2 separate regions of the Homo sapiens genome follow, and region 1 is linked to region 2. A link is a loop called in an ENCODE intact Hi-C map of the cell type or tissue named here. Cell type or tissue: mammary epithelial cell. All regions are shown on one strand. Links, peaks and the distances in the headings refer to the core of each region. The heading gives the core; the rest is flanking DNA. Region 1 has its middle 90 kb from the start of GAB4. Region 2 has its middle 13 kb from the start of HDHD5-AS1.

Region 1 (8,882 bases), core at 566-8,565, 250 kb after region 2:
GAAATAAATGAAGATTTCAGAAACAGTAAAGAAAAGAGGAAGAAGCAAGGAAAAAACAAAAAAGTGTTTCCTTCAATTTATATGAAATTCTAGGCCAGGGGAAACCAAGCTATTGTGATGAGTATCTGAATTCCAGTTACCTTGACTGAAATTGGGGAGCAGCTGTTGCCTGGGAAGGTGCATGAGGGATGAATCTGGAGAATTTGAAATATTCTAGAGATTCATTGGGATGGAGAACATACAGAAAACTTAGTTGCATATTTAACATTTCAGTTGTTTACTGGGCGTGTGTATTACCTCAAGATAAAAAACTGAAAAAGCCAATTCTGGACTCAAACAAATACAAAAAAAGAAAGAAGAATTATCAGTTACTTATGGAATCTCAACCTTAGTAAGGAGAAGTGAAAAGTGCCCCTGGGAAGTGCTAAGAAACAGGAAATCTAAGAGAGGAGACGAAAGGGTCAGGGAATTTATCCTACTCATGCAGCATAGATTTTATCTCTGTTGGTTTCCCTCCAAACAGAGAAGACATTTAAGGAACTTTTCTCACAAGAGAGGCCCCTTCACCCTTCCCTTGACTCTTTCCACTCCACTGCACCCACCAGGTGATTTACATGTTGTCCCTTAGGGAGGACCTTCCCTTGTGAGTCTGAGATAAAAGCTTAGCTCTAACCTTGCCTTGACTGATCGGGACTCCTCAGTTCACCTTCTCACAATGAGGCTCCCTGCTCAGCTCCTGGGGCTGCTAATGCTATGGGTCCCTGGTAAGGATAGAAATAAGATGAGGTGGGAAAATGGGGTGGGAGGGTGAGATCTGGGGGCTCCACAGCTTCCTATATTTATTTCAAACGTGTTAGAGGCACATGGTCTATGCTCCAGGAAAGAGAATTCATATTCTTGCCTTATGAATAACCAGGATTCTCCAAGGAACTATGACCAGTGCTCTGGTTAAGATCTTGAAAATAGAGTTTCGTACTGGCTAGTAAATTGTGCATTCATTTTAGAAAGTCTACTTTTGATGATATAAATCTAAACTTGAAAAAATACGTAACTGTAAATGAATATCATAAGGGAAATCATGAAAGTTGCTCATAGTGTGTCTATATAACCTTACACTTCTTTCATGTTATTTCAGGGTCCAGTGGGGATATTATGATGACCCAAACTCCACTCTCCCTGCTCGTCACCCCTGGATAGCTGGCCTCCATCTCCTTCTGCAGGTCTAGTCACAGCCTTGTATACAGGGGGGAATAAACCTATTTGGTACCTGCAGAAGCCAGGCCAGTCTCTACAGCTCCTGATCTATTTGGTTTTGAACCGGGCCTCTGCAGTCCCAGACAGGCTCAGTGGCAGTGGGTCAGGCACTGATTTCACACTGAAAATCAGCCGGGTGGAGGCTGAAGATGTTGGGGTTTATCACTGCATGCAAGCTCTACAAACTCCTCCCACAGTGGTACAGCCCCCAAAAGAAACCTCCCTCCTGTGGCATCCCAGCTGCTCACATGCACTGCTTGTCTGGGGAGCAGCTCAGCAGGGTCTCTGGGTCTGCAGAACAGGAGGTTCTTGGAGAATTCAGGGCAGAGTTTGCTGCTGAGGACTATGGCCCATGAGAGACTCAGTTGCACCTCAGTCCCACATGTTAAGGCTCCATCAGTTGTCACATGTGGCCACGTGCTCTGGGAACAACCAGCTCTAATGAAGGGAGAGCGAATGAAAACTCATCCTCATCCTCCCTCTCTTGCCCACATTTTTCGAGTCCATTTATTTGGCAGAACAATCAGATCATGGAAGCAGGTTAGTGGTAACTCAAGTGAAATACATGTTAGAAACGACTGGTTTGGGAATAGTTTTACACATGATAACATTTGGTCATGCTGGGAAATTGCTATCTTCCCACTTTCCAAACTTTCTGTCTCCTTCACCACTCACATGAACCTGCCCTCCCTAGTATTATGATGGAGAAAGCATTGTACACCAGCTGTCAGGGAAGTATGGCTCAGAATAAATAGATAACCTATTTGATTTTTTTTCCACTTACGGATTTTTAAAATCCATGTCAAATGTAAGATAATAATACCAAAATAGTTTGACATGCCTCAGTTACCTTTTGCTGACAGAAAAATGGAGGTCTTGCAATTCCAAAAGTGGACTTTGAAAATAAACAACACAATTCAGATGTAAAACATAAAGTTTATGTGATGTACCACAGGAAAAATGTAGAATTACATGCGATTTTTATTTCCTTCTCAAATTCTTAGAATTTTAAAATTATTTTACAGACATAGTATTTTAGAGAAGAAATATTTAGTTCTATGCTGTCATAAGAAAATGATTTAAAAAATGAAAAAATGCATTATTTTTACATGACACTATTTTTTCCTGAAAATGTATTTGAATCGTCTCTTTTAATAGATTTCATTGACAATAGTGCACTAAATTTATCTGCTTTTTTAATTTGAGGGCTGCAGTGTGATAAATATCTATATACATTTTGCCATGCAACTTTAAAACCTAACAGAAATGCTTTCTGTTACAAAAGCAATAGTGCTTTCTCCACCATAATGCTAGAGCGGGCAGTTTCATGTGAGTGGTAAATGAGAGAGAAAGTTTCCAAACTAGGAAGATGGCAATTTCCCAATATGACCAAGTGCTAACATGTAGAAAACTATTTCCAAACGAGTCATTTCTAACATGTATTTCACTTGTGTTGCCACTAGTCTGCATCCATGATCCGATTTTTCTGCCAAATCCATTTGTATGACTCCGAGTAATGAGTGATGTCTGTTACCTGTGATAATACGGTGCAGAGACACATAAGACTGATTGAATTAATAGAACAAGATCCCGATGCAGGCTAAGGGCTTAAATTATACTTGAGATGATTTATTTTAAGATAATGGATTCGGCCGGGCGCGGTGGCTCACGCCTGTAATCCCAGCACTTTGGGAGGCCGAGGCGGGTGGATCATGAGGTCAGGAGATCGAGACCATCCTGGCTAACAAGGTGAAACCCCGTCCCTACTAAAAATACAAAAAATTAGCCGGGCGCAGTGGCGGGCGCCTGTAGTCCCAGCTACTCAGGAGGCTGAGGCAGGAGAATGGCGTGAACCCGGGAAGCGGAGCTTGCAGTGAGCCGAGATTGCACCACTGCAGTCCGCAGTCCGGCCTGGGCGACAGAGCGAGACTCCGTCTCAAAAAAAAAAAAAAAAAAAGATAATGGATTCCGTAGTAAGTACAATTAAAATTCCAATGTGTCATTTCTGTTATGTTTAAAAGTTGCATGGCAAAATGTATATAGATATTTATCAGGTCATAGCCCAGGTGGCATCTGCAAACCCGGAAGAAGGTCTTTACCAGAAAGCGAACCCTGCTGGACATTGATCTGGGCACCAAAAATGTGAAACATGAAAATTAAATTCTGTGGTTTATGTCATCCAGATCAGTGTTTTTGGTGTGGCAGCGCAAGCTGACTATCCACCTTCCCCACCCTCTGTGAGCAGGAGCAGCCTTAGGAGGCCCTCATGGAGGCGGGGACCCAGCTTTGCTCCTCTTCCTCCTGCTTTTCCAACTCTCTGGTGAGGAGGGAGAACTCAGGCTTCATCTGCAGTTCCTGTGCATTAAACATGAATGTTTCCTTCAGGATGAAGTTTTTAGCCCATTTTGCTTTCTCATCAGAATTTAATCGGACATGAAAGTTAAGGATTATGAAATGGGCAGATCATCCTGTATTGACCAGATGGGCCCTGGTCCAGGTGGGTCAATAAAAAGGCTTTGTTAAAATGTCTGCCTATCTCTATCTTATAAGGACATCACGATTGTCCTTATAAGATAGATAGGCAGACATTTAACAAAGACTGCAGAAGAGAAGGTGATTTGAAGACAGAGACAGAGATTGAAGTGACGTGGACACAGAATGCTCAGGAAGGAAAGAGAATCATTGCTTCCCTTTCTGCAGTTTGTTGGTAGGTGAGGTGGGCCCTGCAGAAAGATTAGCAAGCACAGAGGAAAAACTCACCACTTATTCCCACAGCTGTGTATATAGTTTTATAGGATTTCTAAACATTTTTTCCAAGGAAAAGTAAAGAACAATAACTCAAATATTTGGAAACAGGGTCAGCTTAGACAGGTCTAGAACACGGTCTGAAGGTACAACATATGAACAACCCTGTTTCTTCCAGTGCCGGAGAGATGAATTCTCAGAAGCAGAAGATACACATTCATGAAGCCTTCATTCCCTGAGCTGTCTGTGTTCCAGAATATTTATCTGTGAATATATTCTCCAGTGAGTGACAATTTACAGTTAGTGAGATAATGCAGACAGCTTCAACCCCCGGTGCCTTGCAGCCAGGAATCCAGTCACAGGACCTGCAGCTTCACGAAGGGATGCTCAGTGGGTGGCTTGCATGCAAAGATAAACTCTCCCCTTTAACAAAAAGAACCTTCATTGTGCCCCAAGTGGGGAACAGGCCTCTGTGTTACTCAACCTCATCCATGGTAGTGTTGGTTTGGAAAATATGGACTAATGCCGTCTGTAGAACAAAGTCTACAGAATTAGAAACAGTGACATAGAAATGAGCTAAAGATGGCCTGTGGGTCCTGGCCCCCATGTTGTTTATTTCAAAACTGTGTTTACTTCTTTTTTTTTTGAGACGGAGTCTCACTCTGTCAACCAGGCTGGAGTGCAATGGCGTGATCTTGGCTCAATGCAACCTCCGCCTCACGGGTTCAAGCAATTCTCCTGCCTCAGCCTCCCGAGTAGCTGGGACTACAGGCACGTGCCACCATGCCAAGCTAATTTTTGTATTTTTAGTAGAGACGCGGTTTCACCATGTTGGTCAGGCTGGTCTCCAACTCCTGACCTTGTGATCCGCACACCTTGGCCTCCCAAAGTGCTGGGATTACAGGCGTGAGCCACCGGGCCCGGCCAAAACTGTGTTTACTTCCTAATGGCCTGTTCCAAACTCAAATTTTACAATGCAATTATTTTAACAACAGCCCAAAGAAGAATACTTTTAGCCTTTTAGAAAATACTTACTTTGCATGTCCAGAAAATTTCAACCACATCTACTCGCAGTAAGATAAACCCCAGTTATGAAAACCTTAAACCAGAAACTCCCCACTGTGCTGCTGTGAGGCGTCCCCTAGACACACAGCCCCTTGTCCAGTGTCCCATCGTTTCGAGAAGCAAGCCTGGCAGCTTATTCTCTGCACAGATTCCTGCTGGGAGGGGCTTCTCTCTGCAAACCTGACAAAACGTCACCCAATAAAGTCATGTGTGCGACTGCCCCCCTGTGGCCATCTCTTTTTCCTTGATGAGCCCGCAAGTCATTCCAATCCCGTACAAATCGGATCACAGTGTCCACCCCAAACACTGACTCCAGGGTCATGAACACAAACAGTTCCACTTCTAAGACTCTTGCCAAGTCTTACGAATAATGCAGTTGCTCCCAGTTTTATGGACCCCAAACTAACCGCATCAGGAAAAGGAGACACAGCCATAATAAACCCCACCTGTATAAGTCCTCCCTCATTCAGGTGACCATGGTTCATGTTAGAGACACTCAGAGGCAGAGGCCTGCCGCACACCTAGATCCGAATGGAGGTGGTTGTGACACCTTCTGATCTGTGTCCACTGTGGAGTGACCAGCTTTGTCTGCTGTTGTGAAAGCCTTGGCATAATGTGTCAACAGATAAGAAAGGGAGGTTTCTAATCAGAATTAGTAATATTATCCTTTAAGTCTATAGGTAATAAAGAGTAATTTCAAAGCTCTTTTCTGACTAAAAAAGATTTCTACAAAATTTCACAATTTATATTTATGTACAGCAACAGATCATGAGATTTTTAAAAATCACAATGGTAACCTTCTTAACGATGTATTACTAAGTTTCATAGGAAATAGCAAGACTATCTTAAATTCAAGCTTCTTAAGGAATACTTTGCAAAAACAACATTTTCAAGAATTGACCTTTAGTAAAAGAAAACCTGACAAATTTTTTTATTGTTAGTCACTTCCCTGCAATTCAAGTTTGTTTTTAATTATAGATAGAACTGATTCCTCATTTAATACCCTTTCAGAATAATTATTTAAAACTTACAATATGATGCACCATCTCGTTCTACTTTAGTTAGGCTGATTGTGTTTTCTTTTTCTTTTCCTTCAGCCTCTGATGTTTCTATTGTTCACTAGTATGATTATTTAGGAGTCTCACTTTTTGAAGAATAAGAAGCAGGTTTGAATTGGTTAATAACATAAGAAAAAGTCAAGTGCACAAAAGTTACGAAATTTAATGAGAAAAGAGTAAATAAAATTGACATAGTTTTCTACAGTTTACTGTGAGCCTTTAATCAAATTTCTTAAGCACAATTTGATCTCCTTAACCCCCATTATTGCAATGGTGTTAAACATTGAAAGGTCTATAATATTATTTTTATTCAATTATCTTTTCCAATCTTGGAAAAAAGGTTATTTTGGTAGATTTCTCAGAAGATATTGAAACCAAGCTTTCTTCTGGAATCTTACCTAGAATTTCATGTATTTGTGTTCTTGGGCAATTAAATATAAATTTTTGTTAAATTACCCAAGATTACATAGCACTACAAGCTAGTCTTTCAGTTGTAGCTGAATTTTTTTTTCCCAGAAATGTGACTGTCTTTGTGATAGTGTTTGGTGTTGGCAGAATTATTCAGGAGCTGTTCAATTAAATACTAAGCACACCACGAACAAATCAAGAAACATGAGATTGTTTCCCTTTGTAATGATCAGCTGTGTGAAAGACTCACACCCCTGAACCATGTGCATCTTTACATGAAACCATGAAAATGTCAGTTACAGGTCCAGGTTACCCTGAGACATAAAACTGTAGATGCAGTCCTTGCTCTTCTCACATAGACAATTTCCTTTTCAACTGCAGACTCATGGCTGTGGCTGCACCACATCCAGGCTGGGGGTGACTCAGGTCTCACTCAGGGTTGGCCATAACCTGGAAGCCCTCACAGGACCTGATGCCACATGACCAGGGAGGCTGTGTGAGAAGAGTTTTCGTAAGCACCACTCAGAAAAACATCATGCAATGTTATTTCTTATTTGCTTTGTATCATTAACCAAGGAAATTCTTCCCTATGAGATCCTGCTGGTTAATCTTGTATATGTGAGATGATTATGATGCGATTATCCCAGATTGAACAGTTGGTCACCAGGAATTTTGTATTCACTGCCTGAGGTGTAACATTCTTGCCCCATTGCCTCTTACTTATGCTGGGCTCTTGGCTCTAAATGTAGAGACCCACATCATTCTCCCTGTGAGGCCCTTGGACGGAGCGCTTTTTTGGGGCTCACTCATCAGGTGCCAGGGACGGGGAGATTCTAACACTTGCACTGAATAATATTGAACAGTTATCCTGGAAACAGCACATACGAGGCAACACTTGAACTGGCTCAGGAGCACTTTTCATTTGCAGGCCCTCTGCCCGTCTGTGCTTGTGGGAATGGGGCTGTTTTCTTTCTCTAGATTGATTGGGAGGGAGGCCTGCAGGATGGCATTCACCTCCCAAAGATGCATCCTAGAAACACATTTCCACGTTGTCAGGGTCCTTGTGCGTTCTCAGTGTGGCATGCACTGCACAATGTGTCCCTGCCCAAGGTCCCAACTTCCACAGTCAGAGCCTTCTTCCCTTGACCACAGGCAAACTTGACTTGAACTACATTTGTTTGGCTCCAGCAAACATTTTATGTCACATTGTTCACAGAAGAGACATTCCCCCTGCCCCATCAACCTTTTCCACACCACTGCACCCACCAGGTGATTTGCATGTTGTCCCTTAGGGAGGACCTTCCCTTGTGAGTCTGAGATAAAAGCTCAGCTCTAACCTTGCCTTGACTGATCAGGACTCCTCAGTTCACCTTCTCACAATGAGGCTCCCTGCTCAGCTCCTGGGGCTGCTAATGCTCTGGGTCTCTGGTAAGGATAGGATCAAAAGTGAGGTGAGAAAATGGGGTGGGAGGGTGAGATCTGGGGTCTCCACAGCTTCCTATTTTTATTTCAACCATGTGTTACGGGCACATGGTCTGTGCTCCGGGAAAGATTACTCGTATTTTTTGTCTCAGGAATAGTCAGGAATCATCTCCCAGGAAAAATGACCAGTGCTCTGATTAAGCTCTTGAAAATAAACTGCTCCCTGCTGGCTAGTAACAAATTGGTTCATTTTAGAAAGTCTACTTTTCATGATAAAAATCAAAACTTGAAAAAATATGTAACTCTAAATCAAAATCTTAAGGAAAATCATGAAAGTTGCTCAAAATGTGTTTATATAACCTTGCACTTCTCTGTTATTATTTCAGGATCCAGTGGGGACATTGTGATGACCCAGACTCCACTCTCCCTGCCTGTCACTCCTGGAGAGCCAGCCTCCATCTCCTGCAGATCTAGTGAGAGCCTCTTGGATACTGATGATGAATACACCTATTTGAATTGGTACCTGCAGAAGCCAGGCCAGTCTCCACAGCTCCTGATCTATGAGGTTTCCAACCGGGCCTCTGGAGTTCCAGACAGGTTCAGTGGCAGTGGGTCAGGCACTGATTTCACTCTGAAAATCAGTAGGGTGGAGGCTTAGGATGTTGGGGTTTATTACTGCATGCAAGCTCTACAAACTCCGCCCACAGTGCTACATCCTCGAACAGAAACCTCCCTGCTGGGTTGACCCAGCTGCCCGCATGGGCTGCTTGTCTGAGGGAACAGCTGAGCAGAGTCTTTGAGTCTGCAGAGGAGAAGGCTGTTGGGGATGTCAGGGCAAGGTTTGCTGCTGAGGACGCTGGTCCATGACAGCCTCAGTAGCACCTCAGATTTCATATGTTAAGGCCCCACCAGCAGTCACAGCCTGGGGAA
Region 2 (8,882 bases), core at 311-8,310:
GTCAGAAGTTTGAGACCAGCCTGACCAACATGGGGAAACCCCGTCTCTACTAAAAATACAAGATTAGCCAGGCATGGTGGCGCACGCCTGTAATCCTAGCTACTTGGGAGGCTGAGGCAGGAGAATAGCTTGAACCCGGGAGGCGGAGGTTGCAGTGAGCCGAGATGGTGCCATTGCACTCCAGCCTGGACAACAAGAGTGAAACTCCATTTCAAAACCAAACCCAAAACAAACAAACAAATTTATGATCTCTCCCAGTGTCTGTGGGTCAGGGGTTTGGGCAGAGCCCAGCTGGACAGTTCTGCTCTGGGTCTCTCATGAGGTCCTTGTCACAGTGGAGGCAGAGCTGGAGCTGACGGGCCGCCAGGGGTCACCTCTCTGCACAGCCCCAGGGCTCAGCTGGTGCTCTCCTATGGCTAGTTTGGGCTTCTTCCCATTGGCCTCAACTTCTGGGGTAAGTATTCCACGGAATAAATGGAAGATTCTGGAAGTCACATGGCATTATTTCTGCCATACTTCGTTGGTCCCAACAGTAACAAAAAACACCTCCTGGTTTTAAGCGGAGGAGACAGAGATCCCAACTTTTGATAGAAGATTGTCAAAGTCACATTATAAAAAAGAATATATAGGATAAGAGAAGTCGTTGGAAAATATTTTGGAAAATACAACCATCAAATGGTGATTTTTTTTTCCTTCCTTCCTTCTTTTTTTTTTTTTTTTTTTCTTTTTCTGGGTCTCGCTCTGTCACCCAGGCTAGAGTGCAGTGGTATGATCACGACTCACTGCAGCTTTGACCTGTTGGGCTCAAGAAATCCTCCAGCCTCAGCGTCTCAAGTAGCTGGGACTACAGGTATGCATCACCGCAACCAGCTAATTAAAACTTTTTTTTTGATACAAACAAAGTCTCACTATGTTGCCCAATATGGCTCAAACACCTGGGCTCAAGCAATCCTCTCACCTCAGCCTCCCAAAGCATTGGGATTATAGGCGTGATCCACTGTGCCTGGCCAAAATGGTGATTTTCTAATTCTACCATTTCTTCCATATTAGTTGCCATTTTGCTGCAAGGAAGAACAATTCCTTCCCTCCCAGCTTCCTTTTTTCCTTTTTTTTTTTTTTGAGACAGAGTTTTGCTCTTGTTGCCCAAGCTAGAGTGCAATGGTGCAGTCTCGGCTCACTGCAACCTCCACCTCCCAGGTTCAAGTGATTCTCCTGCGTCAGCCTCCCAAGTAGCTGAGACTTCAGGCGCCTACCACCACGCCTAGCTAATTTTTGTATTTTTGGTAGAGATAGGGTTTCACCATGTTGGCCAGGCTGGTCTCGAACTCCTGACCTCAGGCGATCCGCACGCCTCGGCCTCCCAAAGTGCTGGGATTATAGGCGTGAGCCACTGTGCCCGGCCCCTTTTTTCCTTCTAGCTGTACGACTCAGGGATTCAGGTTGTATTCAATGAGCTATAATCCATTACTAGCACTATTTATTGTGATGCTTACACTATTCCAGATCTGGCCATGGGAGCCCTGTTAAGTTGGCTGCTGATAAAGTTCTATAATTGAGAACTTTCTTACTTTTTCCTTTTTTTTTTTTTTTTTGTGACAGGGTCTTGCTCCATCCCCCAGGCTGGAGTACAGTGGCACCATCACAGCTTATTGCAGCCTTGACCCCACAGGCTCAAGAGATCCTCCTACCTCACCCTCCCTAGTAGTTGGGACTACAAGCACGTACCACCACGTCTGGCTAATTTTTGTATTTTTTGTAGAGATGGGGTTTTGCCATGTTGCCCAGGCTGGTCTCAAACTCCTGAGCTCAAGCAATCTGCCCACCTCAGCCTCCCAAAGTGCTGGGATTATAGGTGTGAACCACTGCATCTGGCCATTCTTCCTTACGCAATAAAATGTTCTACCTTCATTTTGTACTTTCCCTGTGTCATGCCTGAGCTCAGCCATTTCTCCAGGGAGCTCTGTTCCTTTCAGTAGAGAATAATATTTAGTAGCCCTGATCTAGGCACTAGATGTGCTCATTGTTACTGGAGTGTGTGTGTGTGTGTGTGTGTGTGTGTGTAGACACAGAAATACAATTTATGCATATTAAAATGGGAATATTATGGCCAGGCATGGTAGCTCATCCCTGCAATCCTAGCACTTTGAGAGGCTGAGGCGGGTGGATCACTTGAGGTCAAGAGTTCGAAACCAGCCTGGCCAACATGGTGAAACCCCGTCCCTACTAAAAATAAAAAAAATTAGCCAGACATGGTGGTGGGCACCTGTAATCCCAGCTACTCAAGAGGCTGAGGCAGGAGAATCGCTTAAACACAGGAGGCGGAGGTTGCAGTGAGCCAAGATCATGCCACTGCACTCCAGCCTGGGCGAGACTCTGTCTCAAAAACAAACAAACAAGCATCCAAAACAAAACAAATAAAAAAAATGGGCAGGAAGAGGGAAAGAGTTGAAAAAAGAAGAGAAAACGATGGAATTGTTAGACTGGAAGTGGCCACTGGAATGGAAAGAGTTGAAAAAAGAAGAGAAAACGATGGAATTGTTAGACTGGAAGTGGCCACTGGAATGGAAAGAGTTGAAAAAAGAAGAGAAAACGGTGGAATTGTTAGACTGGAAGTGGCCACTGGAATGGAGGGCTCGGCTACCTTAGCAGTGCTCCCGAAGCTGCCATTTCAGAGGAAATGTGTGTTAGTCAGATTTTATTCTTTTTTCCTTAAGAAGACCCTTCAAATATGTATAAACCTCAGGACTGCCCCAAAATCTGGATCTGCGCCTGCTCTAGATCAGCTCTTCATTTGGAAGGAGGAAAGCGAGGTGGAGGTGTGTTCGTTTGAAAAGACTAGCTGAAAAGAGAAAACTTACAGGAGCCTCAGCTTGTGAGGGACCTTGAAAGACTATGCAACCAGCCTCACCTTCAGGAAGAGCAGCCCGAGACTTCCTCAGGAAGATGTCCCTGTTTCTTTTTATTTTCTTTTTTTTTGAGACTGAGTCTCACTCTGTCGCCCAGGCTGGAGTGTAGTAGCATGATCTCGGCTCACTGCAACCTCCACCATCCCAGTTCAAGTGATTCTCCTGCCTCAGCCTCCCTAGTAGCTGGGATTACAGGCACGCGCCATCACACCTGGCTAATTTTTGTATTTTTAGTAAAGTCGGGGCTTCACCATGTTGGCCAGGCTGATCTCGACCTCCTGACCTCAAGTGATCTGGCTGCCTCGGCCTCCCAAAGTGCTGGGATTACAGCCGTGAGCCACCGCACCCGGCGCCTGTTCCATTCTTAAAGCTCACCAGAACGCGATTCTGTAAACTGCTTCAGCCACCCATTCCGGAATCCCAAATGACGCCTTCCCATGGTCAGGATTTCAATGAGTGGTGCCATCCTTGGCTCTCACAGGAACTGATCCCTTGGGGAGGACTGTATGAAAATGCATCTGTAAGCTCAGATGAAGTCAGCATGCTAGGGTTGGAAATATTATTTTCACATACATAGTCTAGGTTACTTAATTTATTGTTTTGAGACAGGGTCTCACTGCCCAGCCTGGAGGGCAGTGCTGTGATCATAGCTCACTATAATCTTGAACTCCTGGGCTCAAGGGACCCTCCCGCCTCAGCCTGCCTCTCCAGTAGTTGGGACGACAGACGCGCACCACCACGCCCGGCTGTTTAATAGAGATGGGGGTCTCCTTTTGTTGCCCAGGATAGTATTGAACTCATGGCCTCACGTGATTCTCCTGCCTGTATCTCCCAAGGCACTGGGATTACAGGCCAGAGCCACCTTGCCAGGCCAGTATGTTACTTTAAATAGCAGTCATCCTAAAAATAGCTTACCCTCCTCTGTCCTTCCCTGCCTGGAAAGGGTGTAAAAATAACATTTGGGGGCTGTAAATGCTGTCTAGATCTCTGGAGCTAGGTAGGTGCAGAGGTGTGATTTGGGTTTGGCTGTGCTCCGAAAAAACCGGGGCCGAGCTGCTGGTTTTGAATTTGTCCAGGCTTTTTAGCCAATAGCCTCTTCCTCCGCCGGGAAGGGGTGGGACCCAGCCTTCCAAAACACCTTTGCTGAGGAACCGTGCAAAGACCTTGGATGAGGGCCCCAGCTCAGCCAGGCCTCCCTGAAGCGAAGCCAGCCCGGGGTGGGGACTGGTGGAGGGACTAGAGTTTCTTAGATTCACAGAATAGCAGAGCTGGGAGAGGCCTAAAGACCATCTTATCTACGCGTTTGTGTTTCTGATGACTGATTAAGGCCCAGAGAGGGTCAGTAACTCTTCCAGGTCGCACAGTGGGTGACAGTAGGTATGTGCTCGTCCTGGGACACAGAGCTGTTTTCTTCGCTTGTCTGGAGTGGGTTTCGGGGGTCGGCACTTGCCTCCCAGTGAGCTCCCGGCGCCTGCCAGTCCTGGCTGAGTGGGATCGGTCGGCCTCCACCCCTAATCTCCCCCGCTGCAGAGCCAAAGCACACCGGCCTCCAGGGGGCGCCGCCTCCGGGACGCGCCGACTCTCCCGAGCCCTGCTCTCTCTGGCCGGGGTCAGCCCCGGAAACAGCTTCAGTTTCCTGTCCCTTCCTCCCTGGGAGCAAGGATGTAGGCGCCCAGACCCCGCCCGCGGGCTCCCTTCGTCCGGCGTCCCTAGCGGCCCGCCCGGTCCCGCCGCCCCGCGGCTTGCGGATGGCTGCGGCCCCCCGGGCCCCGGGTGGCTGCGGTGGCGGGGAAACGGCAGAACGCAGGCGGCGATTCGCTGGGGACGGCGGCCGGAGGGAGGCGATGGCCCCAGGCTCGGCGCACCTGTGGAACTGCGCGGGCGGCGCGGCGCTGCTGCCCCCTGCCGGCCGCGCCCGGGCCCACTCCCGTGTCCACCCCGGCCCGGGTGCCCTCGGAGTCCCTCGCGTCACTGTGGGCAGCGCCAAGCTACGGCTTCCCATGGCAGAGCGGGGTGGGGCCGCGGGACGGCACAGAGCTCCCCTGCCGCGAATACGCCGGTTTAGTTGCTTCCCACAGATCACACATGGTCTCGCCTGTCCGCAGGGTCCCCTCCCGGCCTCAAGCCCCTGCCAGGCAGCATCGGCCGCTGGTGACCTTGGGTCATCCTGGCCTCTATGCATTTAGAGTAGACGCCGGGTGGTGGCGGCGCCTGTAGTCCCGCATTCTGGGAGGCCCAGGCGGGGCGCTAGAGCCCAGGAGTTCTAGACCAGCCTGGGGAAAACAGCGAGACTCTGTCTCTTCAAAACAAAACAAAAACAAACAAACAAAAAAGGGTAGAGCCCATAGTACAGGATGAGAGAGTAGTGCCGTAATGAATTTTAAATTTTAATTACATTTAAAATTAAAATGAATCTATATACAATCACATTTCAAAAATTCAAAAAGTATGAAAAGGAACACATTCGAAAGGCTTCTATCCACCTCTGTTTTCCACTGTCCTCTTTCCCATCCCACCCATTCTCCCACCAGGCTTAGTTTCTTGTGTTTCTTTATGCAAAATAAACAAAAGCAAATATATATATTTTTTCCTGCTCTCATATAAAAGGCAGCACAGTATCCACACTGTTCTGAACTCTTTTTTTTTTTTTTTGAGACAGGGTCTCACTCTGTTCCCCAGACTGGAGTGCAGTGGCACAATCTCAACTCACTGCAGCCTCCACCTCCTGGGTTCAGGCTATTCTCCTGCCTCATCTGGACCACAGGCGCACACCACCATGCCCGGCTAATTTTGTATTATTATTTTTTTCGAGATGGAGTCTTGCTCTGTCGCCCACAGATGGAGTGCAATGGTGCGATCTCGGCTCACTGCAACCCCTGCCTCCCGGGTTCAAGCAATTATCCTGCCTCAGCCCCCCGAGTAGCTGGGATTACAGGTGTGCGCCACCACACCTGGCTAATTTTTGTATTTTTAGTAGGGACGGGGTTTCACCATGTTGACTAGGCTGGTCTTGAACTCCTGACCTCATGATCTGCCCACCTCGGCCTCCCAAAGTGCTGGGATTACAGGCGTGAGCCACCACGCCCTCCCTAATTTTTTTATTTTTATTTTTTATTTTTTTGAGATGAAGTCTTTGCTCTTGTCACCCAGGCTGGAGTGCAATGGCACCATCTTGGCTCACTGCAACCTCTGCCTTCCAGGTTCAAGCAATTCTCCTGCCTCAGCCTCCCAAGTAGCTGGGATTACAAATGCACACCACCACGCCCGGCTAATTTTTGTATTTTTAGTAGGCCAGGCTGGTCTCGAACTCCTGACCTCAGGTGATCCAGCCACCTCCCAAAGTGCTGGGATTATAGGCATGAGCCAACGTGCCCAGCGAATTTTTGTATTTTAGTAGAGACGGGGTCTCACCATGTTGTCCAGGCTGGTCTTGAACTCCTGACCTCAAGTGATCTGCCTGCCTCAGCCTCCCAAAGTGCCGGGATTACAGGCCTGAGCCACTGCGCCCCGCCTGGATCTCAAGTCTTGATAAGATTTAGGATTGATTCTTTCAGCAGGACTACTTAACAGGTGGTGTGCCTTCCAATTTGCATCCCAACCGTATTAGGGTTCTCCAGAGAGACAGAACCTATAGCATGCAGGTAGGTAGGTAGGTAGATAGATAGATAGATAGATAGATAGATAGATAGATAGATAGATAGATAGATAGAGATAGGAGACAGACAGATAGATGAGAAGGGATTTATTAGGTGAATTGGCTCCACGTGATTATGGAGGCCTGAGAAGTCCTACGACAGGCCGCCTGGAGACCTGGGGCTGCTGGGAGCATGGCTCAGTTCAAATCTGAAAGCCTCTGAACCAGGGGAGCTGAAGGTGTGACTCAGTCTGAGACTGAAGGCCTGAGAACCTGGGGGGCTGCTGGTGCAAGTCCCAGCATCTAAAGGTCAAGACCCTTAGACTTCTGATGTCCAAGGGCAGGAGAAGAAGGCTGTCCCAGCTCCAGGAGAGAGACAGCAAATTTGCCCTTCCTCTGCCTTTTTGTCCTACCGAGGCTCCCAGCTGATTGGATGGTACCCTCCCATATTGACAGGGCGTCTTCCCCACTCAGCCTACCAACTCATACGCCAGTCTCCTCTGGAAGCAGCCTCACAAGACACTGCTTTACCAGCTATCTAGGTGTCCCTCAATCCAGTCAAGTTGACTCCAAAAAGTAACCATCAAATACAATGAAGTGCAGCCAGTCAAAGGCTGGGACCCATCCATGGCTGGAGCCACAGGGGCAGCAGCCAGTGGGGTCACTTGGAGTCAGGGCATGGGGAGACAGCATCAGGCAGTGGCTCCATCTGCTCAGCCCACCCGTAAGCCTGGGCTCTGGAGGGCAACTGACTCCCCCAGGAGCCTTCCCTCTGCCTATCCCTGGAGTTCCCTCCCCTCCTATGGGAGTCTGGGGGCCTTCAGGAGCTGATCCCCTTGCCTGCATGCCAGTCTCCCTAGGAAGGATCTTGCAGAATGAGCCCAGGTTCAGCTCAGAGACTCTCTGGTGCCAGCTGCCCCTTCTCAGGGTCGGTGGCAGGAGAGTGTGAGGGCTGAGCTAAGTGCATCAATGCCCCGTTTGCCCCTAGGATTCGGAAGAGGCCATGGCAGGAGCTGTATTTGGAGGGTCCAGGCACTGCCCTGACTGGGAAGTGCAGTGCAGCCTAGGGATGGGCCAGGGAGCTCACAATGACAAGAGGGCAGAGAGCAGGGAGTCTATCTGCCCTCCTGGGGAACAGCCACCAGGTACCAAGCAGGGAGGCTAGCAGCCCAGCCCAGGGACTTGCGTGGACTTCGCATGCTTCCCACATGCTTAGAACTCTGTCAGGGGCCAGGCACGCTGGCTCCAGCCTGTAATCCCAGCAGTTTGGGAGGCCAAAGCAGGTGGATCACCTGAGGTTAGGAGTTCAAGACCAGCTTGGCCAACTTGGTGAAACCCCATCTCTACAAAAATTAGCCAGGCATGATGGTGGGAGACTGTAATCCCAGCTACTCCAGAGGCTGAAGGGGGAGAATCACTTGAACCCGGGAGGCGGAGGTTGCTCTGAGGCGAGATTGTGCCATTGCACTCCAGCCTGGGCAACAGAGTGAGACTCCGTCTCAAAAAAAAAACAGAACAAAACAAAACACAAAACAAACAAAAAAAGAACTCTGTCAGACTGGGTGCAGTGGTTCATACTCTTGTAATCCCAGCACTTTGGGAAGCCAAGGCGGGTGGATTGCTTGTGCTCAGGAGTTTGAGACCAGCTTGGGCAACACGTCGAAACCCCATATCTGCCAAAAAATACAAAATTTAGCTGGGTGTGGTGGGGAGGCTGAGGTAGGAGGATTGCTTGAGCCCAGGAGGTCGGGGCTGCAGTGAGTCGAGACTGAGTGACTGCACTCCAGCCTGGGCAACAGAAGGAGACCCAGTCTCTAAAAAAAAAAAAAAAGAAAGAAAGAAAAAGAAAAGAAAAAGAACTCTGTCTACTGATGTTTCTGATGTTTCCTTCCTCCCTCCTCTTCATCTCTGTTGGGTTTTAAAATTTCCTTGATCAAGCTTCTCTTGCCTTTCCTTTTCTTTCTTTCTTTCTAGCTTCTCCTTTCTCCTATTCCCTCCTCTCCTCTCCTTTTTATTGCCCCTTTCCCACAAGAAACCAGCCTGTCTTCAACGTGGATACAGTGGACTGGGCAGAAGGAGCCAGCCTGGCGCAACTGGCCCTGGGGGCAACTCAGAGCCTGAATCTCTAGTGCTCTCTCCTCTGCCTGCACTTGGAGCCATGACCCAGCCTGACCCTCCACAGGGACCGTGCCAAGGGCTCTGTCCCTTGCCAGCATTTCAGGCGCTTTGGGCCAGCTGGCCTCTTTTGGGCCAGAGTTCCCTGGAGCAAGTGACGATGGGCGGGGAGAGGATGGTACTGACACAGGAAGGGAACAGGGGGACATGGCAAAGGCAGAAGCTGG

The links. Hi-C counts contacts between places; a loop is a spot of excess contacts. Peaks named below come from ENCODE experiments on the same cell type or tissue, not always from the same donor. Only the 100,000 strongest peaks of a DNase experiment are listed, where the experiment ranks them.
Region 1: a loop joins it to region 2, with 6 times the contacts of the local background. A loop is called at or near these places in 7 of 110 quality-filtered maps.

The regions. Positions count from the first base shown.
Region 1 is chr22:16,914,007-16,922,888 of GRCh38, reverse strand. It overlaps the pseudogene IGKV2OR22-4 and the pseudogene IGKV2OR22-3. Among named protein-coding and RNA genes, the nearest start is that of GAB4, 90 kb to the left of the region's middle. RefSeq lists a silencer at 5,182-5,231. In mammary epithelial cell, for the core only: CTCF peaks have their summits at 2,706 and 5,288 (motif pointing left); a DNase peak (open chromatin) is centred at 6,978.
Region 2 is chr22:17,167,546-17,176,427 of GRCh38, reverse strand. No RefSeq gene overlaps it. Among named protein-coding and RNA genes, the nearest start is that of HDHD5-AS1, 13 kb to the right of the region's middle. RefSeq lists a silencer at 4,482-4,911 and an enhancer at 4,762-5,263. In mammary epithelial cell, for the core only: CTCF peaks have their summits at 4,455 (motif pointing right), 4,845 (motif pointing left) and 5,142; DNase peaks (open chromatin) are centred at 4,527 and 4,857; H3K4me3 peaks cover 1,137 bases.